Regions from separate parts of the Homo sapiens genome. Here region 2 is linked to region 1. A link is an interaction called in ENCODE POLR2A ChIA-PET data of the cell type or tissue named here. Cell type or tissue: B cell. All regions are shown on one strand. Each heading gives the region's core, and the rest is flanking DNA. Links, peaks and the distances in the headings are about the cores only. Region 1 has its middle 86 kb from the start of MIR4418. Region 2 overlaps CELA3A (chymotrypsin like elastase 3A).

What was found. ChIA-PET counts read pairs that join two places held together with the same protein. Peaks named below come from ENCODE experiments on the same cell type or tissue, not always from the same donor. Only the 100,000 strongest peaks of a DNase experiment are listed, where the experiment ranks them.
Region 2: POLR2A ChIA-PET joins it to region 1 with 5 read pairs; 2 of 35 experiments call an interaction of 5 or more read pairs at or near these places.

The regions. Positions count from the first base shown.
Region 1 is chr1:22,344,565-22,360,509 of GRCh38, forward strand. No RefSeq gene overlaps it. Among named protein-coding and RNA genes, the nearest start is that of MIR4418, 86 kb to the left of the region's middle. In B cell, for the core only: no CTCF peak of the experiment used is centred there; no DNase peak of the experiment used is centred there; H3K27me3 peaks cover 2,254 bases.
Region 2 is chr1:22,012,023-22,024,089 of GRCh38, forward strand. CELA3A (chymotrypsin like elastase 3A) reads left to right here. Exons shown (of 8, transcript NM_005747.5): 8 at 428-520. The coding sequence ends at 445. It overlaps LINC01635 (long intergenic non-protein coding RNA 1635), which reads right to left. Exons shown (of 3, transcript NR_110692.1): 3 at 11,972-12,067. Among named protein-coding and RNA genes, the nearest start is that of LINC00339, 7.1 kb to the right of the region's middle. RefSeq lists an enhancer at 6,934-7,023 and silencers at 7,224-7,283, 10,898-11,017. In B cell, for the core only: CTCF peaks have their summits at 7,446 and 7,668; a DNase peak (open chromatin) is centred at 7,279; H3K27ac peaks cover 1,027 bases.

The DNA.
Region 1 (15,945 bases), core at 10,222-15,221:
TGGACAGGAGCAGTTTTGGGGGACATATCGACAGTGAAAACATGACTGGAGTGTGGGCTTGCAGAAGACTGAGAGAAGAGGAACCGGAGACAATGAGTTCAGACAGTTCTTTGGGGGAAGTTTTGATAAATAAGAAGCAAAAAGAAGTGGGAGGGGTGTGGAATCAAGACAAGGTTTAAAAAAAATAACCTTTTTACTTTGGAATAATTTTAGATTTCTAGAAAAATTGCAAAGATACTACAGAGAGTTCCCACATACCCTTCACGCCGCTTTCCCAAATGCTAACATCTTCCTTAACCACAGCTATGTGCATCAGTTGGCGTATCAGTTCCGTCCGTCCCTGGTGCATCAGCTCCATCCACCCCTGGTGCATTAGCTCCATCCACCCCTGGTGCATCAGCTCCATCCACCCCAGGAGCATCAGCGTCGTCCACCCCAGGTGCATCAGCTCCATCCACCCCCTGGGGCATCAGCTCCATCAACACCTGGTGCATCAGCGCCATCCACCACTGGTGCATCAGCTATGTCCACCCCTGCTGAATCAGCTCCATCCAACGCTGGTGCATCAGCTCTGTCTACCCCTGGTGCATCAGCTCTGTCTACCCCTGGTGCACCAGCTCCATCCACCCCTGGAGCATCAGCTCCATCCACTGCTGGTGCATCAGCTCCATCCACCCCTGGTACATCAGCTCTGTCCAACGCTGGTGCATCAGCTCCATCCACCCCCGGTACACCAGCTCCATCCAACACTGGTGCATCAGCTCCGTCCACCCCTGGTGCACAAGCTCCGTCCACCCCTGGTGCATCAGCTCCATCCGCCCCTAGTGCGTCTCCTCTGTCCACCCCTGGTGCACCAGCTCCATCCACCCCTGGTGCATCCGTTCCGTCCACCCCTGGTACACCAGCTCCATCCAGCTTCGCTGCATCGCTATGGGCCTTGAAATGTGCCAGGTGAGTGTGGTGGAGCATAGTCTAGCTGGGAACAAAGAAGTAGAAAAGGCAAGTCAGAGGCATAGAGCCAGGAGGGGTCAAGCAGGGGACCTGGGACAGGACTTGGCCTCACTATGTCCTAGTGAGTGGGGATTGGTGGTTAACTCTAGCCCTCTGCCTGCTCCCCACTTTCTTTGTTTGTGCCTATAATTCACTTTATGTATAAGGTGAGCTTTGCTCTTTTCAACCGACCATACTAATGTCTCCAAAATGAATGGATGAATGAATCCCATTCTTCTGTAAGACCCAAAGCCAACATCTTGATGCTTGGTTGCAGAGATCAACATTGGCACCCAAATCAAGACTTTACACACACACACGTACCCACACATGCAATCACACACACACACACACACACACAATCACACACGGGCACCTTGCAAATTGCTCTCCCCACCCCTCTTCTGGAAACTACAATTTTACCCTCATACAAGTCCGCAGTCCCTTATCTAAAACCCTTGGGGTCAGATACATTTCAGACTTCAGAATGTGTCTGATTTTAGAAGGGGAATTTGGTGCATATACCATAGATTTCATAATAACCTCTGTAGGGCCTGAGCAGCACTCAGTAAGCAAACGTGACTATTTCTGCAGTGAAATGTGTGAATATTCACAGTAAGTGGGGGAAAATAAAGGCCATAAATAGCCTCATGACATTTCAAGTTGTGTTTTACCAGACTTATGAGTTAATAGAAAACACGGCCTTTGGAGCTTCTTGGATTTCAGGATCGCAGGTGAGTGCCTCTCACGAGTCCCTCAGCCAGGTGGGCTGCTCAGCCCTGATGTACACCAACCCACATATTTGTTCACTTGTAATAAATGTCAAGAGCCATATTCTTGCCATGGGAGCAGAAGGGACGGGGCTGTGTGTGTGCGTGCGTGTGCGTGTGCGTGTGCATGCGCACCTACATACACGTCCACATACCAGGAACATTCTTGCCTCTTTCAGTCCTTGAATTTTTCTCTTTCAAGGCTGGAGGGAGCCTCAAAAGCATCTCTTGAATCTTCTCAACAACACCCTCATCGAGTGGCTACCCAGCTTCTGCTGCTGCAGCTGCCCTGAACTCCATCCTTCTCCATGACCCCTCCTCCTTCCTGTCTCCTCCCTAAGCATCTCTTTCCTATCTCTTCTAGACCTTCACCACCTTTGTCTTCTTCCTCTTCTTCCTCCCCCTCCTCTCCCTCCCTTCCTCTCCTCCTCCTCTTTTGTCCCAGGAAACAAGGCTAGAAAATCAAGCAGCCCCAGAGGTCATATTCATCAGCAAAATTCTCCCAGTGGGACCTGGTAGCACATTGAAAACTTGGGCCACTTCGGCTTCTGCAAGAGGCAGCCAAGCCCCAGCTTTTGTGCAGCCAAACTTCTGGCCAGTGAGTTTACTTAAGAGGAGGGTTCTGGATCACTCGAGCCTGGGAATGTCAAATCTACAGTAAGCCATGATCATACCAGTGCACTCCAGCCTGGGAAACAGAGCAAGACCTTATCTTAAAAAAAAAAAGAAAAAAGAAGAAGAAGAAGAAGAAAGAAGGAGAAGGAGAAGAAGAAGAGGCCGGGAGCGGTGGCTCACGCCTGTAATCCCAGCACTTTGGGAAGCTGAGGCGGGTGGATCATGAGGTCAAGAGATCGAGACCGTCCTGGCTAATACAGTGAAACCCCGTCTCTATTAAAAATACAAAAAAAAAAAAATTAGCCGGGTGTGGTGGTGGGCACCTGTGGTCTCAGTTACTCGGGAGGCTGAGACAGGAGAATGGCATGAACCCAGAGGAGGAGGTTGCAGTGAGCCAAGATTGCGCCACTGCACTCCAGCCTGGGCAACAGAGCGAGACTCCATTTCAAAAAAAAAAAAAAAGAAGAAGAAGAGTTCCCTGCCGCCTACTCCCTTCCGCCTTCAGAAAGGACTAACCTGATTGGGCCTGTAGATACTCAGACAGACGCTCCCTGGCCTTAGAGTCTCTTCTTTCGTTTTTATTATTTTAAAATGAGAAATATTTAAAGTTTTACATTTTTTTTTACCAAGTAGTTCAAAAAAAGATGAATTATTTTTAAAGCTTCTTATTTTGAGATCATTCGAACCTACAGAAGAGTTGCAAGAGAATAGTACAAAGAATTCCTGGGTATCTTTTGTCCATATTCAGCATTTCGGACATTTTGCTGTATTTGCTTTCTCATTCTATGTATATATATTCCCTTTTTCTGAACCATTTGAAAGTAGGCCGTGTGATGCTACTGTTTGCCTTCCTACTTAAGTGAGTATTTTCTAAGAATGAAGATCTTCTCTTATATAATCTAGAATATATAATTTCACAATCCAGGATATTTAATATCGATACAGTGTTTCTATCTAATTCACAGTTCTCCTCCCTGATTTAAACGTCCCTTTCTTCACATTTTCTTGAATGATCATCTATGTTTGGGGGAAATCCATGGTGCTGAGTCCAGCCATGGTGCCCCTGGGTTAGTGTGGATTTTAGACACAAACAATTCCAGGGGCCCTCAAACTAGGTACCACAGAACCCTAGAGGTTCCATGGAGGGAGGGGAGGCAGCACTTTGGAGTGGAATTTGTTTGAAGAAAAAAATTCGACTTTAAAGAAAAAAAGATGGATAGCCACAGAGAGGCCAGTCTGTTCATTTTGTATTTGAGAGTGGAGGTTTAGGGAGGTTAAGCAACCTACCCTATGCCTCACTGAGCAGTAGCGGTGAGTCGAGCAGGGATCTAAAACCAAGGCATTTATTCATTTAACCGACATTTCTCGAACACAGCGGGAAGAGGGAAATGGGCTGCATCCTGGAATCTCAGAGAAGACAGACGACCAGCCCACCCTCCTGAAGCCGCCTGATGCGGCCAGGAGGAGGCTGTTGTGGTCCCCTTTGTGGCTCTGCTGAGGTGGGCCATGAGCTTACCAGGAACTTTGGAGAAGGGAAGTAGCCTGTGAATCAGCAGCGGCTTTTCCAAGAACAATAGTGTTCTCCTAACAAACATTCGTTCCATCAGCAAACTTTGGAACATTCAACAAACATTGGTCCGTTCAACAAATATTTGTTCTCTCACCAGTGTTGACTCAGCTCCTCTCCTGTGCACAGGGACTGCAGACGTGGTGTTAGGGACAGAGTCCCAGGTGGCATAAAGTCGGGTTGGTCCTTGGCAAAAGACTCAGGGTGGCAGAATGCTTTCAATACCTCCCTCCTTTCCTCTGTCACCCCAAACCACAGCAAAAGAGACAGGATGACCCCAGCCCTTTGCTCCCAAGGGACTGACTCCCAAACTCCTCCTTTATCAACAAAACCGTTCCCGTTATCAAGCAGACCCTCCCGTCCCAGATTCTGCTTTCCAGAGAGCAATTCAGCAAGAGTTAGTAGAAACTGGCCAGCCACAGTGGTTCATGCCTATAATCCCACACTTTGGGAGGCCGAGGTGGGATGGATCACTTGAGGTCAGGAGTCTGAGACCAGCCTGGCCAACATAGTGAAATCCCGCCTCTACTAAAAATACAAAAATTATCCAGGTGTGGTGGGGCGCCCCTGTAATCCCAGATACTCAGGAGGCTGAGGCATGAGAATCGCTTGAACCTGGGAGGCGGAGGTTGCAGTGAGCCGAGATCACACTACTGCACTCCAGCCTGGGCGACAGAGTGAGACTCTGTCTCAAAAAAAAAAAAAAAAAAGGAATTAGTAGAAATCTCTCAAATGTGTACAACCTTTGAGGTAGCCATTCTACTTCTAGGAATTTAATCAAAGGAAAACCTCAGTGCAGGGATGCACTGACATTTCACATGCTGCTTCCCATCGTTGTGAAAGGACGCCTCGCATTCTGGGTATAGATGAGCCATGCCCTTCACCCTAAGTGGCAGTCCTAATGCTCCTTGCTGGGTCCTGGATTTCAACCCTGTGTCTCACATGTACATGCAAACGTGTGTGCAGACAGATGTGTGCACAGTGTGTTTCCTGAGGCTGGGCATGCTGCCAGCTGATGCCAAAATAGGGGTGGGGACAGTAATCTCTAATCCAGAGACGAGAATGATCTTTGATATGAGAGCTGGTTCTTAAAGCTGCTTCTCTTGTTCCAGGCAAATAGACTAATTGGGATTGCCTCCCCGTCATTTTCCCACCCTACTCCAAACACGCACTCACACACCCAAGAGACACACATGCGAATATACAGATTCTTAACAGCTAGGCATGGCTTCTTTTTGCTGGGAGAAAAACAGAGACAAAAGGATTAAAAACATACATGTGGTGACCTCGAGTGTGTCTGCACAATCTCCACCGGGAGTGCTCCAGCAGGCGCACCCACGTGCACGTGCACACACACACACACACAAACACACACACGGCATGCTCCCAAGGACACAGCATCTGTGTGTGCTTTGGGGGGTACACACATGTGCCCACACATCTGGGCAGCGTGGTCCTGTGAAAAGAGACAGGTCCGTGTCCAGTTTGCTGCTTATTAATTTTGTGAATTTAAGCAAGTGTGGCCTCTGGAAGCCGTTGTTTCTTCCTCTGGGCAGTGGGAGGGCAGGTGTGGACGTGCTTTATGCATTGTAAACTGCCATCTACATTAGGGAGCCCACCGTTGTTAGATATGCACGGGCTCATATTTATAAAAACCATAGGAAGCAGTGTTGGTAGACTCTCCCTCTCCCCGCCTCTGCCTTCCGCACTGGGATGCTGTTCTCATGGCCTCCCTTCTGCTCTGCTCGGCTCACTGCTGTCATCTCCGCCTGCATCACGTTAATTACAAATCTTGGCGCTTTCAGATCTAGCTCGGGAAAGGATCTCAGAAGTTACCCAGTCAGAGAGGCATGCGCTGTTTCTGTCCCAGAGAGGTATAACCCAGGTCTCAGCAGAACCTGGCATACACTCTGGATGTGGCTTCAGCCCTCTCAGGGAGGGCACCACTCCTGGATGACTGAGCCAGGGCGCGAGCCCCAGGGAAAGGGGGATCAACAGACCCAGGAACTCGCACTAGCTCACCCCAGCAAGGGGAGGGGCTGGCCCAGGGGCCCTGCTGGCAGAGCCGGCCAGGCTGGGATTTATGGGCCCCTTTTGGACACGTTAAAGATCACATTAAGTGCAATAAATGTAGATCACGCTCCTAAATAAGCTGAGATTTATCCCCGGATCCTCTCCGCAGGGGCCAGCTCCATAAATCCTGCGCGACCCTGTCCCCTGGCCAAGGGATGGGGGAGGGGAGGCCAGAGTGGGGAGGGGCGAGGTGTAGCAGGGCAGTTCCAGGTACAGAAGGATGGAGCTGAGCAGGGGCTGCAACAGGGGCCAAGAAAGGGGGCAACAGTGGGCCCAGGCGGCCTGCCCCTGACCTCCCGCTCACTTGCCCAAGCTCCTTACCCCAGCCCTCTCCTAGCCCCGCCCCCCTCGCATCCTTCCCCTCCTTCCTGCCCCCTCCCCCGCCCCCACCCCGCCCCCACCCTCTCTCCTGGCCCCTGCCTGCCTATAATCTCGTTCTTGACATTAAAACAATATAATGACTCCACTGCTGGAAAAGACAAGCATCTGTAGCTTCTAAATGGGCAGCTCAGCCACAGCTGAAATTGCCTTTGTCTGTGGGATGCGAGGGCCCTCTGCGAAGAAAAATGTATTGTAGGAAAATGCAAATTTACAGGCCAATAAATTAGGGGGTGATTAGTCACGTTGCAATCCTTCTTCAAAGGATTCTTTAAAAGCTAAACTCGTTCATTTAGGTGTCTGTTTATAGCTCAGTAACTTCCAGACAGAGAGGCTGGGAGGCCCCACGGGACACAGCCAGGGAAACTGGGAAGATGCAGAGAAAAAGGGAGAAGTCTTCCGCGCTTAACCAGCTTGCGGCTAAAACATCCCAAAAGGGTCCTCCCATCACCTGGCTCGTGTCGATTCAAAACGGGTTCGTCCAGCATCTACTACAGGCCACGTGCTGCCTCCAACACGGGGGAAGCGGCCAGACAGGAACCCCGGGCTCTCATGGCGTTTACAGGGTGTTGGGGGGCCGGGAGGTGGGGAACAGGGAGAGTCACATTCATTCGATTCTCACTGGCTCCAGGTTGACAGGATGTGATTTACAGGCGGCTGTCTCTGAACACACTCATGGCCAAATGTCAGGGACGGTCCATATGCACGACGGCGGAAGGAGGGGTGAATAATCAAAGATGGGATTTGAAAAAGGGCAAAACAAGCATAAATGCCATGGCTTCTCCAGCTTTTCCCAAAGGACAAACACAAAGTTCGGCCTTCACTGAATCAGTGTCCTGGAGTCCCCTGTTCTGTGTCCTGGATGAAATCCCGTAGCCACTCAGCACTTAACGCCATTTACTGCAGGCAGACAGGGAGAGACCAGCTTGCGCCCCGGCCACTGGGATCGTGAAGGAATCTCTTCTGAGGGTGAAGTAAGCTCGGCTGGGTCGGCACTACTCGCCCTCCTTGAAGCCACCTGGACCTGACGCTCTTGCCCAGACTCTTCCTGCCTCCTGTCTCTGTTCTTCCCCCTTCTCTGCCTCGCAAACTCCTCTTCATCCTGCAGGACACAACTTCTGTCAAGGAGTTATTGCATTATATTATCATTTATCCATTAATGCCGACTGCCCCTGGGATTATATGCACCTTGAGGTTAGACTTAAGATGTGTTGGCACAATTATTAGAGTCAATCGCAGTGCCTGGCACATTAGGTGCTGCTCCAGATTTGTTTGCAGAATGAATGGCTTGAAGTAACTGGACGTATAAATGATCACAGCATCACCGTCATCAGTCACTGTGCACCAAGCACCTCACCTCCATCATCTCATGTAATCTTTACACCAACCCTGCAAGGGAGGGTTTTAAAATCACTGTCTTACAAGAGGAAAAACTGAGCCTGGAAAGGTTGAAGGCTTGCTCAAGGCGGAAGAGCTGGTGAATGATAGGACCAGGTCCAAAAGATGTTTTCTTTCACTGGCATCGGTTCTGCCTCCCAGGGCAGACTGTGTGGCACTCATCTATGTACACCCCTCCTCCCAGGACCCAGCATAATATGTGCACAAAATCAAATGACTGAATGAGCGAATGAATAAATGAATATGTAACCACTGTCATTTTCACATCAACCACGACTGAGCTAAATTCCAGGGCCACCGTGCCAAGCCATATTGGAACCCAAGCAAAAGGAAAAATGTGCGCCTGTGTATATGTATTTTAGGTGGTTTTTCAATAATTTTTTTCTAGAACATTAAGGAAAGGAATATTGAAGAATAAAAAGCAAGACTACTAAAAATCACAACATTATTTTTTAAGTTTCGATATTTTATTTATAGCAAAATCACAATGTATTATAATTTTGCCTGCCTGTCTTTGCTGAAAATAAACTCATCAATAACAATCAAAATGTAAAGTCAGTCTACTTATTTGTACTTATTTGCTTCTCTTTTTTTTTCTTTTCTCTTTCTTTCTTTTTTCTTTTTTTTTTCTGTCACCCAGGCTGGAGTACAGTGGTGTGATCTTGGCTCACTGCAGCTGCGACCTCCCAGGCTCAAGCGATCCTCCTGACTCGGCCTCCCTAGTAGCCGGGACTATAGGCAGGTGCCACCACACTTGGCTAAATTTTTTTTGGATATTTTGTAGAGACAGGGTTTCACCATGTTGCCCAGGCTGGTCTCGAACTCCTGGGCTGAAGCGATCCTCCTGTCATGGCCTCCCAAAGTGCTGGGATTGCAGGCGTGAGCCACCACACTTGGCCATGCTTATTTTTCTTTCTCAATTGAGAGTTGTAAGTTACAACAAATGAGAGAAAACTTTGAAAGTATGTTTGATGAATGTAAAACTTTAGAAAAAGATATGAATATACTCTCTAGATACTTAAGCTTAAAATACTATTGTGAGTTTTAATAACCCACTTTTTAATGTTTTAATAACTTTTCAGCTTCTTTAACATTCTGGGAAGCATATTTTTGAAAAATGCGTAAAATCATGTGTATAGGGGCACGCGGTTTTCCTCAGGCTTCGACATAGCCGTGTGGTGGACACTGTCAAATCTTATTTTTATTTAAAATTTTGATATTTGATTCATCATGGATTTTCTTTTGGCGTTAACTTTGATTTTTAAATAAAGTATTGCATTGAAATAGTATTTATCTTAATTACTGAGCTTTTTGGCACCCTCTCAAATTTTGTGCCCCAGGCAAGTGTCTCATGGGTCTCACCCAATCTCAGCCCAAGTAAATTCTAAAAGAGGAAGGTATTGTGAATGGAACTGCTCCTGTCCTACTGGCTGGGATCCAGACTGATACAGCTTCTCTGCAGGGCAGACTGGTGATATCCATCCAAAAACATTAAAATATTCATTTCCTATGGCCTACCACAATGCCACCTCCGGAGATTTATCTAAAGAAGTCTTTTGATACGGGCGAAGTTTGTTTTTTGTACAAAGATGTTCATTTCAGTGTTATTTATCACGGCATGATGTTGGAAATAACCTGGCTGCCCCAAAACAGAGGATTCATTTTTTAAAACGCTGTTGATCAATGTGCTTAAAAAAAAGTACAGCTGTTTTGAATCATGGTTTTTCAGAATAAAACTTTTGAAGAATATTTAATGACATGGGAAAATATTCATGATGCCTTTTATGGAAATGCAAGATAAAAGCTATAAATTTCACATTCTTTCGTTTTAAAATGCATATTTGTTTTGAAAAAACTAAATACATAAAAATGTTAATAGTAATTGTCCCAGGGTGATGGGATGATGAGTCAATTTTTAAATCTTTCTTCTACTTTTTTTGTATATGTCTTCTTTCTACTGTTTTTTATATTCCAAGGAGTTTATGGTTTTTTTTCTTATTTTTTTCTTTTTCTGTGTTTTTTTTTGTTTTGCTATTTTTTTTATTATTTATTTTTTTATTTGAGTCACAGTCTCGCTCTGTCACCCAGACTGGAGTGCAGTGGCACAATCTTGGCTCACTGTAACCTCCACTTCCCGAGTTCAAGCGATTCTTGAACCTCAGCCTCCCCAGTAGCTGGGATTACAGGTGTGCGCCACCACACCCAGCTAATTTTTGTATTTTTTGTAAAGATGGGGGTTCACCATGTTGGCCAGGCTGATCTTGAACTCCTGACCTCAAGTGATCCTCCCACCTTGGCCTCCCAAAGTGCTGGAATTACAAGCGTGAGCCCCCACCCCCTGCCTATTTTTTTGTTGTTGTTGTTTCAGAGACAGGGTCTTGCTATGTTGCCCAGGCTGGTCTCAAATTCCTCCCCTCAAGCAATCTTCTTGCTTCAGCCTCCTAAAGGCTGCAGGATTACAGGTGTGAGCCACTGCACCTGGCTTGTATTCATTTTATAACTGGGAATTAAAGGTGAATTTTTTTTTTTTTTTTGAGAGATGGAGTCTCGCTCTCTTGCCCGGCTGGAGTAGAGTGGTACAATCTTGCCTCACTGCAACCTCTGCCTCCCGGGTTCAAGTGATTCTCCTGCCTCAGTTTCCCAAGTAGCTGGGACTACAGGTGTGCACCACCATGCCCAGCTAATTTTTGTATTTTTTTTTAGTAGAGAGAGGGTTTCACTATATGTTGGCCAGGATGGTCTCGAACTCCTGACCTCAAGTGATCCGCCTGCCTTGGCCTCCCAAAGTGCTGGGATTCCAGGTGTGAGCCACCGTGCCTGGCCTAAAGGTGATATTTTTAAGTTAGTTCACCCTTTGAGTCTATACTTCAGACAGGCCTAGGAAGACTGGAAACATGTCTGCTTTGTCCCCTATTGCATTTCCAGAACTCATACTAGGACCTGGCAGATAGTAGGTGCTCAATAAACATTTGTTTAATAACTGCTTTTTTTTTTTTTTAAATAGGATTTCACTCTGTTGCCCAGACTGGAGTGCAATGATGTAATCATAACTCGCTGCTATGCCTTGAACTCCTATGCTCAAGAAATTCTCCCACCTCAGCCTCCCAAGTATAATAGCTGGGACTACAAGTGCACACCACTGTGCCCAGCTAACTTTTAAATTTTATGTAGAGCTGGGGTCTCACTTTACTGTCCAGGCTGGTCTTGAACACCTGGCTTCAAGTGATCCTCCTACCTTGGCCTCCCAAAATGCTGGGATCACAGGCATGAGCCACCGCACCTGGCTGAATAACTGCTTATTAATAAATGGCTCAAACACTCCTCAGATTAATCAGTACTCTTTTGGCTGCAAGAGACAGAAACATAACTTGGTTTATAAGAGAAAGGGAAAGTGTTGCCTTGCTGGTGAAGCTCACAGCTTTAAAAGGCTGGCTTTGGGGATCAGGGCCATCTGCATCTTAATCTCTTACTCCTGCTTGGTTCCCCAGTTTCAGCAGGGAAGATGGGCCGGATAGCTCCTGAGCCGCCTCCTCCCACCTCCTCTACAAAGTCATGGAATCAGGGGAGATGAATCCCAAAGGGATAGATTCTGGGTACAGGCCCCTCCAGTCTCACTTACCCTCTAGTCAGCTCTGTATCCATGACTAATGGAATGCAAAACTTAAGTGTAGTCAAATACAGCATCCTTAACAGAAATTTTTTTTTGGCTGGGCGCAGTGGCTCTTGCCTGTAATCCCATCACTTTGGGAGGCCAAGGCAGGCGGATCACTTGAGGGCAGGAGTTCAAGATCAGCCTGGCCAACAGGGTGAAACCTCGTCTCTACTAAAAATACAAAAATTAGCCGGGCATGGTGGCAGGCGCCTGTAATCCCAGCTACTCGGGAGGCTGAGACATGAGAATCACTTGAGATTGTGCCACTCCACTCCAGCCTGGGTGACAAAGGGAGATTCTGTCTCAAAAAAAAAAAAAAAATTTTTTTTGCATGCCTTATACCCATAGGGTAGAACTTATAAAACTTGTAACATTTAAAGTTTCAGTAATGTAAACATAAGGGGTTCAGAAGTTAAGAGTCAGACAGTTCCCAGGATAATTAGATAGCAATGGTCACTGGACAAAGAGGTTCCCGAAGGTTTCTGCTTCGGGTGAACTGACATCTCCCCTCCTTCAATGCATGCACCTCAACCTATTGGTCAGAGCCATTAGACATTGACATTTCCCATTCCTAAAGCTCCCTGTGACGTAGGCCAGAGGCACCTGCTTGCTGGAGGGCAGTTTCAGGATGTCAGGCGCAAGCAAGCTATTGAGTTCCCAAGGTTACCAGACTTCTGTACCTGGGGGATTCAGTGTGTGGGTGACACTCTTAGGCTATCACCACCAAGGACACTGTTCATATCCTTTGACGGTTCTGCTGCAAGAGCAGAATTTAGTTCAGAGAAGGATAACTCATTGTGCCAGGCTCTCAGTGGATGACTTCATATATATAACCCTCAAAACAAGGCAAAAATAAAACAGGTAAGGCAATAATGATAATGATCCCATGTTACAAGTGAGCAAATGGAGGCTCAAAATATAAAGGTCACACAGCTACCAAACGGCAGAGCTGGGCTCCAAACCTGGCTGTGCTGTCTCCAAGTCCCGTCATCTTTCCACTCCCCAAGTGCGTCCCATGGGTCATGAGAGCCACCAGGTAATATGCCAAAAAAGAACTTCTTGGGTGAATTGTTTTGGGAAATGCTGCAAACTATTTCTCCCTCTTGGAAAGTCACAATATTCATTAGCACCTAAAGGCTCTGAAAAATCCTCCATGAAAGAAGCTGGATTGATATTGTTTAATGTAGCGTATCAGTCTGTTCTCACACTGCCATAAAGATACTACCTGAGACTGGGTAATTTATAAAGGAAAGAAGTTTAATTGACTCATAGCTCTGCATGGCTGGGGAGACTTCAGGCAACTTACAATCATGGTGGAAGGCAAAGGAGAAGCAAGTACCTTCTTCACAAGGTGGCAGGAGAGAGAGAGCATGTAGGGGAAACTGCCGCTTTTAAACCATCAGATCTCATGAGAACTCCCTCACTATCAGGAGAACAGCATGGGGGAAACCACCCCCCTTATCCAATCACCTCTCACCTCCCACCAGATCCCTCCCTCGACATGTGGTGATTACAATTCGAGATGAGATTTGGGTGGGGACACAGAGTCAAACCATATCATCCATTTTGCCTGAACGTATTTGACCACGTAATTCTTTTTCCTTCCCATGACAACTATATCTTATAGGATATACTGTGGGAATCACTGTGTTCATTCATTAGAACAACAGCTTTCAAGTGTTTGCCTAGCAAGTGAAAATCTGTGGGAGGTGTATCCCAGCTAATTCTACAGAAAGTCACTGAGACTCAGAAGGAATTGAGTTATCATGATTCTCACCCACATACTTTTGGACAGCTTTTTGGGTGCAGGAGAAAGCTGTGGAATTACAGCTTTAGCCCTGGGCTTTGCTCAGGACTCACAGCCTATCTGTGCCTTGTCATGGAAACAGTACTGGCATCATGACCTGCGTGGACACAACTATAATGCTTATGGGTTTTGATGGGTTTATAGGCATTACTGTTTTGTTTTCCATTTGAATCAAGGATAACCTTTGTAGCACAGGTGCAAGGGACATCGCTTGCTATGTCTTCCCCGGGTTCCCATCCCGCATGGTTCCAGTGGATCAATCAATGGCAGGGCTCCCTGCTATGTCTGTTGTTTTGCCATGGGTCTCACCCTCATAGTTCTTGGCCCAAGGACTGGGCAGCTGATCCAAACACAGCCAATTGGATTCCTTCCACGAGGTCAGATGTATGGACTGTGGGAGAAAACAACTTACTGGATCATAAGCAATGTAGAGTTTGGCAGAGACTTGGCATAGTTTCTTTCTCACCTTGTGAGGTAAAGGTTGTCTGAGATTTAAGCTAACATACAGAAGGAAGCAGAGCTGAAAACTACAGAGAGAGGACTGAAGAAAGATGGCCAGAGTCTTGGAAACATCACTTGAGTCCCTGGATCCAGCCATGCCTGAAACTGTCGTACCGTCAGTATTCTACTTATATGAACCAATGCCTTCCCCTTTTTGCTTAAGCTCATTACAGTCATGTTTCTAGTCATTAGCAACTAAAACAGTAATGATGTATTTAGAAATTGGTACCCCAAAATGATATATTATAGATGACAACCTAAAATGTGGAATGAGCTGAGTTGAGGGGAGATGCAGGCCTGGGAGGGTTCCCCAGTCCTTGCTGGGGAATTGAAAATTCTTGTTAGGTAATAGGAGGCACTTGGCTAAACTATACTAGTTGTATACTGAGACTCTGATTTTGTGCCTCAAGGGCTAAAGCCTTAGGGAATTTGGTAGAAAAACGTAAGGATGTTGGACTGTGTTGGCTCCTTTTTGTAGCCCTCAATAAGATTCTTCAAGAGAAAGAGAAAAGTTTCAGGTCCAGCCAGCCCATGTGAAAGCAGAGGAGGTTGTTGACGCCGTTTCTGCTGTGATGGCCCTGGTGGGGCAGGCTTAGTATGTAGTCCTCCTGAGCCCAGAGGGAAGAGTCGATGTCACAGATGCTCAGGGGGCCAGGGTTCTTCCTGGGAGTTGGGAGAGGCAGACCCCCCAGAACACAGTCCAGATAGAGGGCAGCATTGTCACGGTCCTCTGTCCAAAACCAGGAGAGGAAAGCAGTTAAAATAGGGGACATGGTTTGGATGCTGGTCTTCTCCAAATCTCAGATTGAAAGGCAATCCCCAGTGTTGGAGGTGGGGCCTGGGGGAGGTGACTGGATCATGGGGGTGGATCCCTCATGAATGGCTTAGCGCCATCCCCTTGGTGATGAGTGAATTCTTGCGCAGTGAGTTCACGGGAGATCTCATTGTTTAAAAAGAGCATGGTACCTCCCCTCACTCTTGCTCCATCTCTTGTCATGTAATACACTGATTCCCCCTTTTACCTTCCACCATGATTGGAAGCTCCCTGAGGCCTCATCAGAAACCAAGGAGATGCTGGTACCATGCTTCCTGGACAGTCTGCAGAGCCAATTCAACCTCTTTTCTTTATAAATTACCCAGTCTCAGGTATTCCTGTATAGCAACACAATGACGGACTAATACAGATAGAGACTAGGGGAGAAGGGTCATTCAGTTACTCATTCGACAAATCTTTATTGTAAGTCCGTATGTGCCAGGCACTGTCCTAGACAGTGAGTATGCAATGTCCTAGGCAGGGAGACAGGCAAGCGTCCTGCACTCAGAGTGCTGAGTCTGTAGCTGGGACACAGGAAGTAAGCAGGTGGAAAAAATCAACAGAATACTTGCCAACAGTGCAAAGTGCTACAAAGAAATTCAGCTGGCTGATATGACAAAGAGGGACTTGGAGGACTTGTGAACTAAGATTCTCCAAGATGAGAAAGAACCAGTCCAGTCTGGGGGCAAAGCATCCAAATTAAACAGTAAAGGCAAGGGACCTGAGGGTAGAACCAGCTGGGTGAATTTAAAGAACAATAAAAAGGGGTCAATGTAAAGGAGTCAGGAGTTAGCAAGTGAGGAAGAGAATGATGAGAAATTCAGTACAAGAGGTAAAGAAAGCACAGATCACTCTGAACCTTCTAGACAACGGTCAGGTTTGGGTGTTATTCCAAGTACAACGAATAGCTCCAGAAGGATTTCAGAGGGATGGTGACCTAATGTGAGTTATGTTTTTAAAAGATTGGGCTGGGCACGGTGGCTCACTGCTGTAATCCCAGCCCTTTGGGAGGCCAAGGGGGGGCGGATCACCTGAGGTCAGGAGTTTAAAACCGGCCTGGCCAACATGGCGAAAACCTGTCTCTACTAAAAATACAAAAATTAGCCAGGCGTGGTGGCGGGTGCCTGTAATCCCAGCTACTCAGAAGGCTGAGGCACAAGAACCACTTGAGCTCGGGAGGCAGAGGTTGCAGTGAGCCGAGCTCAAGCCACTGCACTCCAGCCTGGGCAACAGAGCAAGACTCTGTCTTGAAAGAAAAGAAAGAGAGAGAGAGGAGAGAGAGAGAAAGAGAGAGAGAGGAAGGAAGGAAGGAAGGAAGGAGAAAGAAAGGAAGGAAGGAAGGAATGAAGGAAGGAAGGAAGGAAGGAAAGAAGGAAGGAA
Region 2 (12,067 bases), core at 4,915-9,914, 340 kb before region 1:
GGCAACAGAGTGAGACTCTGTCTCAAAAAAAACCAAAAAAACAAAAAAAATATAGATTTTGTTTATATATATACACATACATACGTATATATATATACACAAACACATACGTATATATACACACAAATACGTATATATATACACACACACATATACACACACATGCATATACATATATATATACATACACATCCCATCTAAATTTGTGCTGGGCATTGTAAAGAGAACCTTAGTTAACAATTTAATCAAGAACCCCCCCATGAGGTAAGTTCTATCCCTACTACATAGAGGAGGAAACTGAGGCTCAGAGAGGTCAATCCCTCTCCCAGGGTCACACAGCAGGGCTGGAAGTTGAACCCAGTTTCATCTGACTCCAGAACCTGTGCTCCTAAATTGACTATTCTGTCTGCCCCCCCAACTTTTCCAGACCATAGCAAGCCACTAGAACCAAGGCCCAGCTGGCAGTGCTGATCGATCCCACATCCTGAATAAAGAATAAAGATCTCTCAGAAAATTCCAAGTTGAATCTTTCTTTCTTTGTTGACTCACCTCTTCCCCTCTGGCCTGTTCCTAAAATCTTAGATCTCATATGCAGAGACAGGACCAGGTCCAACCCTTTCATACGAAGATGAGGGAAAAATGATGCTGGGAGAGAAGGGAGTTGCTGTGCGGTGACCTGACCATCCTGGTTTGCCTGGAACTTCAGGAGTGAAGACACTGGACATTTAATGCTAAAACTGGGAAGGTACCAGGAAAAATGGGACAAGTTGGTCGCCTTAGTATATAGTCGCACATAAGTCAGTAGCTTTTCAATGCAGGCATATAAACATGGTAAAACTCTGCAGATAAACAGACCCTGCCAGCCCTTGAGGAGGCTCATGGTAGAGTGGGAAGGACAATGTGTGTTCTGCTTCCACTGATGGGCTGGGGGCTTTGGTATTCGTCCATTCAACAAACACTTATTCCTTGTTTTAGAGGAGGGCTCAGAGGGGTAAGGAGACATGGTTCCTGCCCTGAAGTGGCTCATTATTTAAAGATAGCTCTCTTAGTCTGTGTTCATACTGCTATAAAGAACTGCCCGAGACTGGGTAGTTTATAAAGGAAAGAAGTGTAATTGACTCACAGTTCAGCATGGCTGGGGAGGCCTCAGGAAACTTAAAATCATGGTGGAAGATGAAGGGGAAGCAAGGGACCTTCTTTACAAGGTGGAAGGAAGGAAAATTGCCTAGCAAAGGGGGAAGAGCCCCTTATAAAACCATCAGATCTGGCGAGAACTCACTCACTATCATGAGAACAGCATGGGGGAACCGCCCTATGATTCAATTACCTTCTCCCTTGACACATGGCGATTATGGGGATTACAATTCAAGGTGAGATTTGGGTGGGGACACAAAGCCTAACCATGTCATGAGCATATCACGGTCATTCATTAAACATGTATTAGGTACCTGCCTTGTGGCAAGTTCAGGGCTGGAAAAACAGAGACAAGTCAGGCAACCCTAGGAAGAGCCCTTACTGAAGGGGGGAGAAGACACACACACAGGTACACAGGTATACACACACAGGTACACACAATGCTGCGCACGAGCCCAGAGCCAGCAAACAGTTGAGTTTTGAAAGGAAGAACGCTGGCCAGGTGCAGTAGCTCATGCTTGTAATCCTAGCACTTTGGGAGGCTGAGGCAGGTAGATCAACTGAGGTCACGAGTTCGAAACTCCTTCTTAAAAAAAAAAAAGAATGCTGTTACACAGACAAAAGCAACATAAAACAAGGGAGTCTGGCTGGGCCTGGTGGTTCATACTTGTAATCCCAGCACTTTGGGAGGCCAGGGTGGGTGGATCACTTGAGCCCACGAGTTTGAGACCAGCCTGGGAAACATGGTAAAACCCCATCTCTACAAAAAACATAAAAATTAGCCAGGTGTGGTGGTGGGTACTTGTAGTCCCAGCTACTCGGAAGACTGAGGTGGAAGAATCACTTGAGTCCAGGAGGCAGAAGCTGCAGTGAGCTGAGACTGTGACACTGTACTCCAGCCTGGGCACAGAGCAAGACTCTGTCTGAAAAAAAAAAAAAAAAAAAATTCAACGGAATCTCTTTCCTCATATTTCTCTTTGAACACCATGAAAGGGAAGATTGTCCCAGCAAGGACACACACAAATGACTTTGATATTAATGGCCCATTTGTAGCCTCCCTTTATACTTTCAGCTACAACTGAAAAAGATGCAACATAGAGAATAATATAGCAGAGACTCAGATAGGTATCCTCCCTTCAGAATTAACAAATTTCACATTTTGCTTCATATTCTAAAAAATATTAATTACAATCATTCACTAAAAAAAATCAAGAGATCTATAATTTTTTAGATCCAGCCTGTCACCCAGGCTGGAGGGCAGTGGCACAATCCTGGCTCGCTGCAACCTCCGCCTCCCAGGTTCAAGCGATTCTCCTGCCTCAGCCTTCCGAGTAGCTGGGACTACAGTCACCCACCACCATGCCTGGCTTATTTTTTTTGTTTTTGAGTTGGAGTCTCGCTCTGTCGCCCAGGCTGGAGTATAATGGTGTAATCTCAGCTCACTGCAACCTCTGCCTCCCGGGTTCAAGCGATTCTCCTGCCTCAGCCTCCCAAGCAGCTGGGACTACAGGCGCACGCCACCACGCTCAGCTAATTTTTGTATTTTTAGTAGAGATGAGGTTTCTCCATGTTGCCCACGCTGGTCTCGAACTCCTGGCCTCAAGTGATCACCCGCCTTGGTCTCCCAAAGTGCTGGGATTACAGGCGTGAGCCATTGTACCTGGCCAGGGTCTATAAATTTGGAAAGGGGATTTTATATCTTATAAAGGGTTACAGCCTGCATGGTGGCCATGCTGACAGGCTGGGAAGTGTAGCCTCCTGCAAAGAGGAGAAACAGGCACTCCAAAGGAGGAGGGATTGGAGTGGAAGCTTGAAGCTGAAAGAGTTGGCTAAACATACATATTCAACAGGTTATAGAAGGAGCTGTGGGCTGGGCGCAGTGGCTCATGCCTGTCATCCCAGCACTTTGGGAGGCTGAGGTGGGTGGATCACTTGAGGTCAGGAGATCGTGACCAGCCTGGCCAACATAGTGAAACCCTGTCTCTACTAAAAAATACAAAAATTAGGCAGATGTGGTGGCGGGTGCCTGTAATCCCAGCTACTCGGGAGGCTGAGGCAGGAGAATTGCTTGAACCTGGGAGGTAGATGTTGCAATGAGCTGAGATCGTGCCATTGCACTCCAGCCTGGGTGACAAGAGCAAAACTCCGTTTCAAAAAAAAAAGGAGCTGTAAATATTAACAAAGGGGGTCCTGACACATGTGTACTGAACAAACGTATGTTACATGTGTCCCATGTTCACTGTGGGGTGGAGACTTGACATTTAAATGCATTACTGCTGGGCATGGTGGCATGTGCCTATAGTCCCCGCTACTCAGGAGGTGGAGACAGGAGGGTAGCTTGAAGCTAGGAGTTCAAGGCTGCAGTGCACTATGATCGCACCTGTGAATAGCCACTGCACTACAGCCTGGACAACATAGTGAGACCCCACCTCTTTAAGCATGAAAACAAGACCCTGTGCATCAAAAGGTGAAGCAGGAACATGAAGGTACTCAAGTGCAGCTTCTGTAAACCAGACAGAACCAGTCCATGCTCTGTGGTCTTCTTATCAGGAGAAAGTTACTGAAATCTGTGTCCTTACCAATCAAAGCTGGAGTTATGGCTTTGGAGCAGGAGCAGGGGGTCTGTTAGGGTCTGGTGGTGGATGAGCTGCAGTTGTTTTAATATTATTGATCTCAAGGCCAGTGCTTGTTGAGCTGCTAGAGAAAAGGAAAAATCTCAGGCAGCTGGGAACGGTGGCTCATGACTATAATCCCAGCACTTTGGGAGGCTAGGGTAGGAGGACTGGAGGACTGCTTGAACCCAGGGGTTTGAGACCAGCCTGGGCAACATGGCAAAACCCCATCTTAGCTGGGTGGGGTGGCACATGCCTGTAGTCCCAGCTACTTGGGAGGCAGAGGTGGGAAGATCACTTGAGCCCGAGAGGTTGAGGCTGCAGTGAGCTGTGATTGCACCACTGTACCACTCCAGCCTGGGTGACAGATTGAGACCTTGTCTCCAAAAAAAGAAACAAAGAAAGAAAAATCTTGTGGCAGTTAGAACATAGCTTATTTTTTTAAGTGTAGGGGTCTTAACCCTTATCTGGCATGACCTTAGCTCTTGTTATAATTTGGTATCTTACTGCCACTGAGAATCTGTTCTGTCAGTTGTAAGATCTCTATTTTAACATTAATTTTTTTTTGCGGGGGTTGGGGACGGAGTCTCACTCTGTCACCCAGGCTGGAGTGCAATGCCGCGATCTCGGCTCACTGCAACCTCTGCCTCCTGGGTTCAAGTGATTCCCCTGCCTCAGCTTCCTGTGTAGCTGGGATTACAGGCATGGGCCACCATGCCCGGCTAATTTTTTGTATTTTTAGCAGAGATTGGGTTTTGCCATGTTGTCCAGGTTGGTCTCAAACTGCTGACCTCAGGTGATCCGCCCACCTTGGCCTCCCAAAGTGCTGGAATTACAGGCATAAGCCACAGCGCCCGGCCTAATTTTTAACATTAATGCTGGTCAGTTGTGTCTACACCACCAAAAGGAAGTCTAATGAGGTGTGCCTGACTCCCATCCTGTCATGGCTGGGAACTCAAATTTTAAGATTTCTCTGGGGTCCTCTTGGCCAAGAGGAGGCCCATTCAGTGGTTGAGAGGGCTTAGGATTTTATTTCCAGTTTTCACAGTTAAGGTGGAAGCACCTTTGTATTCTTCCCAAAAGTCATCACCATGATGGACAGAGGGTTTTTATCCATCAATTACTGCTTTTGCTTTTGGGCACATAATAGGATACCTCTTTCTTGCCCCCTTAAAGTTAGGTTTGGGCCAGGCACAGTGGCTCACACCTATAATCCCAGCACTTTGGGAGGCCGAGGTGGGAGGATCACTTAAGCCTGGGCGTTCAAGACCAGCCTGGGAGTTCAAGGCCAGCCTGGGCAACATAGAGAGATGCCGTCTCTACAAAAAGTAAAAAATTTGCCAGGCATGGTGGCACATGCCTGTAGTCCCAGCTACTTGTGAGGCTGAGGGTAGGAGGATCGCTTGAGCCAAGGACATTGAGGATTGAGTGAGCCGTGATAATGCCACTGCACTCCAGCCTGAGTGACAGAGGGAGACTCTGTCTTAAAGAAAATAATAATAATAATACATCTATCACCTTGGCTGGATGGGATGGCTCATGCCTGTAATGCCAACACTTTGGAGGCCAACGCAGGAGGATTGCTTGAGCCCAGGAGTTTGATACCAGCTTGGACAACATAATGAGACTTCGTCTCCACTAAAAATAAAATAAAATAATTAGCTAGGCATGGTGGCATCTGACTGTAGTCCCAGCTACTCGGGAGGCTATAGTGGGAGAATTGTTTCAGCCTGGGAGGTTGAGGCTTCAGTGAGTGGTGCTCACATACTGTACTCCAACCTGGGTGACCGTGAGACCCTGTCTATCTGGGGAAAAAAAAAAAAAAGTTGGGTCTGGCCATTAGGCTTGCCAAGGTGAAATATTGAGAGACAAAGCAATTTGTCAGGCTCTCGTTCTCTCTGCTGTGACATCTGGTTGTTGCTGGTCAGCCTGGTCCCAGAGTGAGATGTGAACTGGAGGCTCTGCTAACCCCTGATGGACATGTAGCCCAACCATGAAATAAACTCTGTTATAAGCCACTAAGACTGGGTGTTATTTATCACAGAGGCATGGACCTAACCTATCCTAACTGATAATATGAGTTTGGTGTTTGTCCTTCTATTCTGTGCTGTTATGTTTTTATCATATATATAAATATCCAAAACCAATATATTGCATTGTTTTGGTTTTTAAAAATACATGCACAGCTTCATGCTGTATGGACTGTCCTGCAAATTGCTTCTTTCACTCAATGTTGTGGGTTTTTTTTTTTTTTTTTTTTTTTTTTTTTTTGAGATGGAGTCTCATTCTGTCACCCAGGCCAGAATGCAGTGGTGCCACCTCGGCTCACTGCAACTTCCATCTCCCGGGTTCCAGTGATTCTCCTGGCTCAGCCTCCTGAGTAGCTGGTACTACAGGTGCCCACCACCATGCCCGGCTAATATATATATATATATATATATATATATATATATATATATATATGCACACACACATATATATATATATATATTTAGTAGAGATGGGGTTTCACCATGTTGGCCAGGGTGGTCTCGAATGCCTGACCTCAAGTGATCTGCCTGCTTCAGCCTCCAAAAGTGCTGGGATTATAGGCATGAGCCACCCCGCCTGGCCTTAATGTTGTGTTTTTGAGGTCTATCTCTAGTTCGTTGCTGCTGTTTGTAGCATATCCCATTGCCTAAATTTTTATTATTCTTTATTCCTTCCTCATGGATATTTAAAGCAGAGCTAATTTTTTGTGATTGTGAACAGTGCTTCAGTGGATGTCCTTGGACATGTCTCCTGGTGCACATGTAGGAGAGTTTCTCTAGGGTATATTCCAAGAAATGGACATGCTGACTGGGAGGACATGCTCATTTTCAACTTTACCAATTGCCAAATTGCTCTCCAAAGTGATTGTATCAACAATACTCCTTCAAATTCTCTTTTTTTTTTCTTTTCCCATCCACTGCCCCTACACGTTACAAACTGGCCCCATTTTTCTCCTAAACCACTTCTGGCATCTCAGCCGTCCCCTACAACTCTCTTCCCATCCTTACTCTCACTCCAGCTCTTTTTTTTTTGAGACGGAGTCTCACTCTGTCTCCTAGGCTGGAGTGCAGTGGCGCAATCACGGCTCACTGCAACCTCCACCTCCTGGGTTCAAGTGATTCTCCTGCCTCAGCCTCCCAACTAGCTGAGATTACAAGCACACGCCACTATGCCTGGCTAATTTTTTTGTATTTTTAGTAGAGACGGGATTTCACCATGTTCTCCAGGCTAGTCTTGAACTCCTGACCTCAGGTGATCTGCCTGCAAGCTCCAGGTCTTGCAAAGCCTGAGAACTGGTATGGCAAGGGCAGAGTGAGAGCAGGGAAGAAATGGAGTCAAGCTGAACAGAGACTTCCGCATCATGAGGGTGGTGGGAGGTGGGGAGGAAGTTCTGAAACCACACACATTTATCATTGTTATTGAGTCAGACAGACAGTGCCTGCTGACATGTAACTGTCAGGCGTTGCCAAGGCACAGTAGGGTTGCAAAGGCTGAGTGTCCACTTCCTCCCAATGAGTCAGGAAGAACCCTTGGATAATTCTCCAAAATAGTTTCAGAGTAAAGGGCAGTGGGATATATGTAATTTCATAATGTGGCTGGCCAGCGGGCCCCCAAGGGACCTCTACCCATCCTCAGAGGGAGGCTGGGAGCTGTGATGACCCAGTTCTCTCCACACATGGGCAGCAGAGAGTCAGGGAATCTTGCCTAAAACTGCCAGCATTCAATTTTCCTTTGTTCAAATCTCCAAGTCTTATCAATTCAAGTCTTTTAAAACCCATATAGTCAATAACTTAATTCTTTGAATAATGATTAGAATGTCAAGGCCAATAATTTTTTGCTTTTGATTTCTAAATCATGAAAAGCCAGCAATGCATTTTTCAAGAAGGCACAATGTCAATACTTCAATTCCTTTTTTTTTTGAGACGGAGTCTCACTCTGTCACCCAGGCTGGAGTGCAGTGGTGCAATCTTGGCTCACTGCAACCTCCACCTCCCAGGTTCAAGCGATTCTCCTGCCTCAGCTTCCTGAGTAGCTGGGATTACAGGCCCACCACCACGCCTGGCTAATTTTTGTATTTTTAGTAGAGACGGGGTTTCACCATGTTGGCCAGGCTGGTCTTGAATACCTGACCTTGTGATCTGCCCTCCTCAGCCTCCCAAAGTGCTGGGATTACAGGCATGAGCCACCCCGCCTGGCTGGTTTGTAGAATTCTTTATATATTCTGGACATAGGTCAGATGATTGAGATCAAATGTGAATCTGGGCTGGGCGCAATGGCTTGCATCTGTAATCCTAGCACTTTGGGAGGCCGAGGCAAGTGGATCACTTGAGGTCAGGAGTTCAAGACCAGCCTGGCCAACAGGGTGAAACCCTGTCTCTACTAAAAATTTAAAAATTAGCTGGGTGTAGTGGCACTTACCTGTAGTCTCAGTTACTCAGGAGGTTGAGGCAGGAGAATTGCTTGAACCTGAGAGGTGGAGGTTGCAGTGAGCCAAGATCATGCCACTGCACTCCAGCCTGGGACACAGAGCAAGACTCTCTGTCAAAAAAAAAAAAAAAAAAAAAGGTGAGGCCGGGCGCAGTGGCTCATGCCTGTAATCCCAGCACTTTGGGAGGCCGAGGTGGGCAGGTCACCTGAGGTCGGGAGTTTGAGACCAGCCTGACCAACATAGAGAAACCCCATCTCTACTAAAAATACAAAATTAGCTGGGCGTGGTGGCAAATGCCTGTAATCCCAGCTACTAGGGAGGCTGACGCAGGAGAATCACTTGAACCTGGGAGGTGGAGGTTGCAGTGAGCCGAGATCACACCATTGCACTCCAGCCTGGGCAACAAGAGCAAAACTCCGTCTCAAAAAAAAAAAAAAAAAAAAAAAAGGTGAATCTGTCAAACTTTCTTTTGTCAATTAACATCAAAGACGTAGTGCTATCCCAGCACTTTGGGAGGCTGAATTAGCTGGGCGTGGTGGTGGATGCCTGTAATCCCTGCTACTCTGGAGGCTGAGGCAGGAGAATTGCTTGAACTAGGAAGGTAGAGGTTGCAGTGAGTCAAAATCACGCCACTGCACTCCAGCCTGGGCCAAAGAGCGAGACTGTCTCAAAGAAAAAAAAAAAAAAAGACAGTGCTGAGAAATCTTGTTCTCTGCCTGGCCAACATGGTGAAACCTCATCTCTACTAAAATACAAAAATTTGCTGGGTGTGGTGGCGGGCACCTGTAATCCCAGCTACTCAGGAGGCTGAGGCAGGATAATTGCTTGAACCCAGAAGACGGAGGTTGCAGTAAGCCGAGATCGCACCATTGCACTCCAGCCTGGGCGACAAGAGTGAAACTCCACCTAAAAAAAAAAAAAAAAAAAAAAAAAAAAGGAATCTCATTCTCTAAAATCAGAGACTGTCAGAAACTTTGCTGTTTGAAATCACATCAGTGAGAGCAGAACATCCCACGCTTCTCTAGTGGGTCAGAAGAGCCAGGTTTGATACAGAGACATAGCCTGTATCTACCCAGATGCAGAGCTTCAGATAAAGGGTTTTTGGACACAATAGTCTATATTTGTCTTACCTTTGTGGTGTCCAAGGAAACAAGACTCTGAGTCTGATTCTCAGCCCACGCCAGATGTTAACCCCTTTACACATTGCCAGCTTTGCTTTGCACCTATCAACACGGCTTCATTTCAATTTCACCTAAACTCCAACCTCCTCCAAATCCTATGATAATCCCATTTCTTCTTTTGTTTGGTGAGACCCTCCACAGTTTCTCTGGTGTGTTGTCTCTCTTGCTACATCAAGTTAATAAGCCTAATTTTGTTAAACTACAGCTACATCCCTAGTGGTCTTTTTCAGATTGGATTTGTCATAAAATTCAGGCTTTCTCTTTTCTTTTTTTGCTTTTGAGATGGAGTCTCACTCTGTTGCCCAGGCTGGAGTGCAGTGGTACAATCTTGGCTCACTGCAATCTCTGCCTCCCCGGTTCAAGCAATTCTTCTGCTTCAGCCTCCCAAGTGGCTGGGGTCACAGGCATGCACCACCACACCCAGCTAATTTTCTATTCTTAGTAGAGATGGGTTTTCACCATGTTGCTTAGGCTGGTCTTGAACTCCTGACCTCAGGTGATCCACCCGCCTCAGCCTTCCAAAGTACTGGGATTACAGGCGTAAGCCACCATGCCCAGACCTTTTTTTTTTTTTTTTTTGAGACTGAGTTTTGTTCTATCCGCCCAGGCTGGAGTGCAGTGGCTCAATCACAGTTCACTGCAGCCTCAATCTACTGGGCTAAAGTGATCCTCCCACTTCAGCCTCCCAAGTAGCTGGGACCACAGATGTGCACCACCACACCAGGCTGATTTTTAAAAAATTTCTGTAGAGATGGGTCTCACTATGTTGCCTTGGTTGGTCTCAAACTCCTGGGCTCAAGGGATCCTCCTGCTTCAGCCTCCAAAAGTGTTGGGATTACAGGTGTGAGCCACCACGCCCAGCTGCTCTGTTCCTTTACTCACTCATTGATCCATTCATTCAGTGTTTGTCCAGCCTATGCTCAGTTTGTTGTTGTTGTTCGTTTTTTTTGAGATGGAGTTTCACTCTTGTCGCCCAGGCTGGAGTGCAATGGCGTGATCTCAGCTCACTGCAACCTCCGCCTCCCAGGTTCAAGCAATTCTCCTGCCTCAGCCTCCTGAGTAGCTGGGATTACAGGCGCCTGCCACCATGCCTAGCTAATTTTTGTATTTGTAGTAGAGACGGGGTTTCACCATGTTAGCCAGGCTGGTCTCGAACTCCTGACCTCAGGTGATCCGCCTGCCTCGGCCTCCCAAAGTGCTGGGATTATAGGCGTGAGCCACTGCGCCTGGCTCCTATGCTCAGTTTTTGTTTTTTTGTTTTTTTTTTTTTTTTTGAGACAGAGTCTTGCTCTGTCGCCCAGGCTGGAGTGCAGTGGCGTGACCTCAGCTCACTGCAAACTCCGCCTCCCGGGTTCACGCCATTCTCCTGTCTCAGCCTCCCGAGTAGCTGGGACTACAGGCACTCGCCACCACGCCCGTCTAATTTTTTTGTATTTTTGGTAGAGATGAAGTTTCACCGTGTTAGCCAGGATGGTCTCGATCTCCTGACCTTGTGATCCGCCCATCTCGGCCTGCCAAAGTGCTGGGATTACAGGTGTGAGCCACCGTGCCCGGCCTATGCTCAGTTTTAAGTACTGGGGTCATGGTGGTGACAGGGCAGACAAAGTCCTTAGCTTTGTGGACACTGCCTCTAGTGGATGAGATAGAAAATAACTAGGTAATCACAAAAACAAAGTAACAGGTTATAAAGGAATTGGAAGGGTGCCCGGGGTCGGGGGATAGAGGAGGTGGGCAGAAAAGGAGACGCTACAGTTGAACTGGAACCTGGGTGAACAGATCTCAGGAAAGAGCACTGCAAGCAGAGATCAGCAAAAGAAGTGAAGATGAGGCCGGGTGCGATGGCTCACGCCTGTAATCCCAGCACTTTGGGAAGCCGAGGTGGGTGGATCGCTTGAGGTCAGGAGTTCGAGACCAGCCTGGGGAACATGGCAAAACCCTGTCTCTACTAAAAATACAAAAATTAGCTGGACAGGGTGGTGCAAGTCTGTAATCTGAACTACTTGGGAGGCTAAGGCAAGAGAATCACTTCAACCCAGGAGGTGGAAGTTGCAGTGAGCTGAGATCATGCCACTGCATTCCAGCCTGGGTGACAGAATGAGACTCTGCCTCAAAAAAAGGCTGGGCGTGGTGGCTCACACCTGTAATCCCAGCACTTTGGGAGGCTGAGGTGGGCGGATCACCTGAGGTCAGGAGTTCGAGACCAGCCTGGCCAATATGGCGAAACCCCGTCTCTACTAAAAGTACAAAAAATTAGCCGGGTGTGGTGGCTCGTGCCTGTAATCCCAGTTACTCGGGAGGCTGAGGCAGGAGAATCGCTTGAATCCGGGAGGCAGAGGTTGCAGTGAGTCGAGATCACACCATTGCACTCCAGCTTAGACAACAAGAGCGAAACTCCGTCTCAAAAAAAAAAAAAAAAAAAAAAAAGAAGTGAAGATGAGCTTGTCAGATTGTCAGATTTGCAAAATAGCCAGAAGGTCAGTGTTCTTGGAGCAAACTGAGTGAGCAGGAGGGTGGGGAAAGATGAAGCACAAAGGCTGAATTTTACCTGGGATGATAAAATAATCTTACACAAGCCGAAACGTATATACTTTCACATAAATTTATGTGCCTATGAAATTGGAGTTGCTCTGGGACTCAAGCGGCATCCTTGCCCCAACCCCTGCTGTTTTCTGAAGCATTCC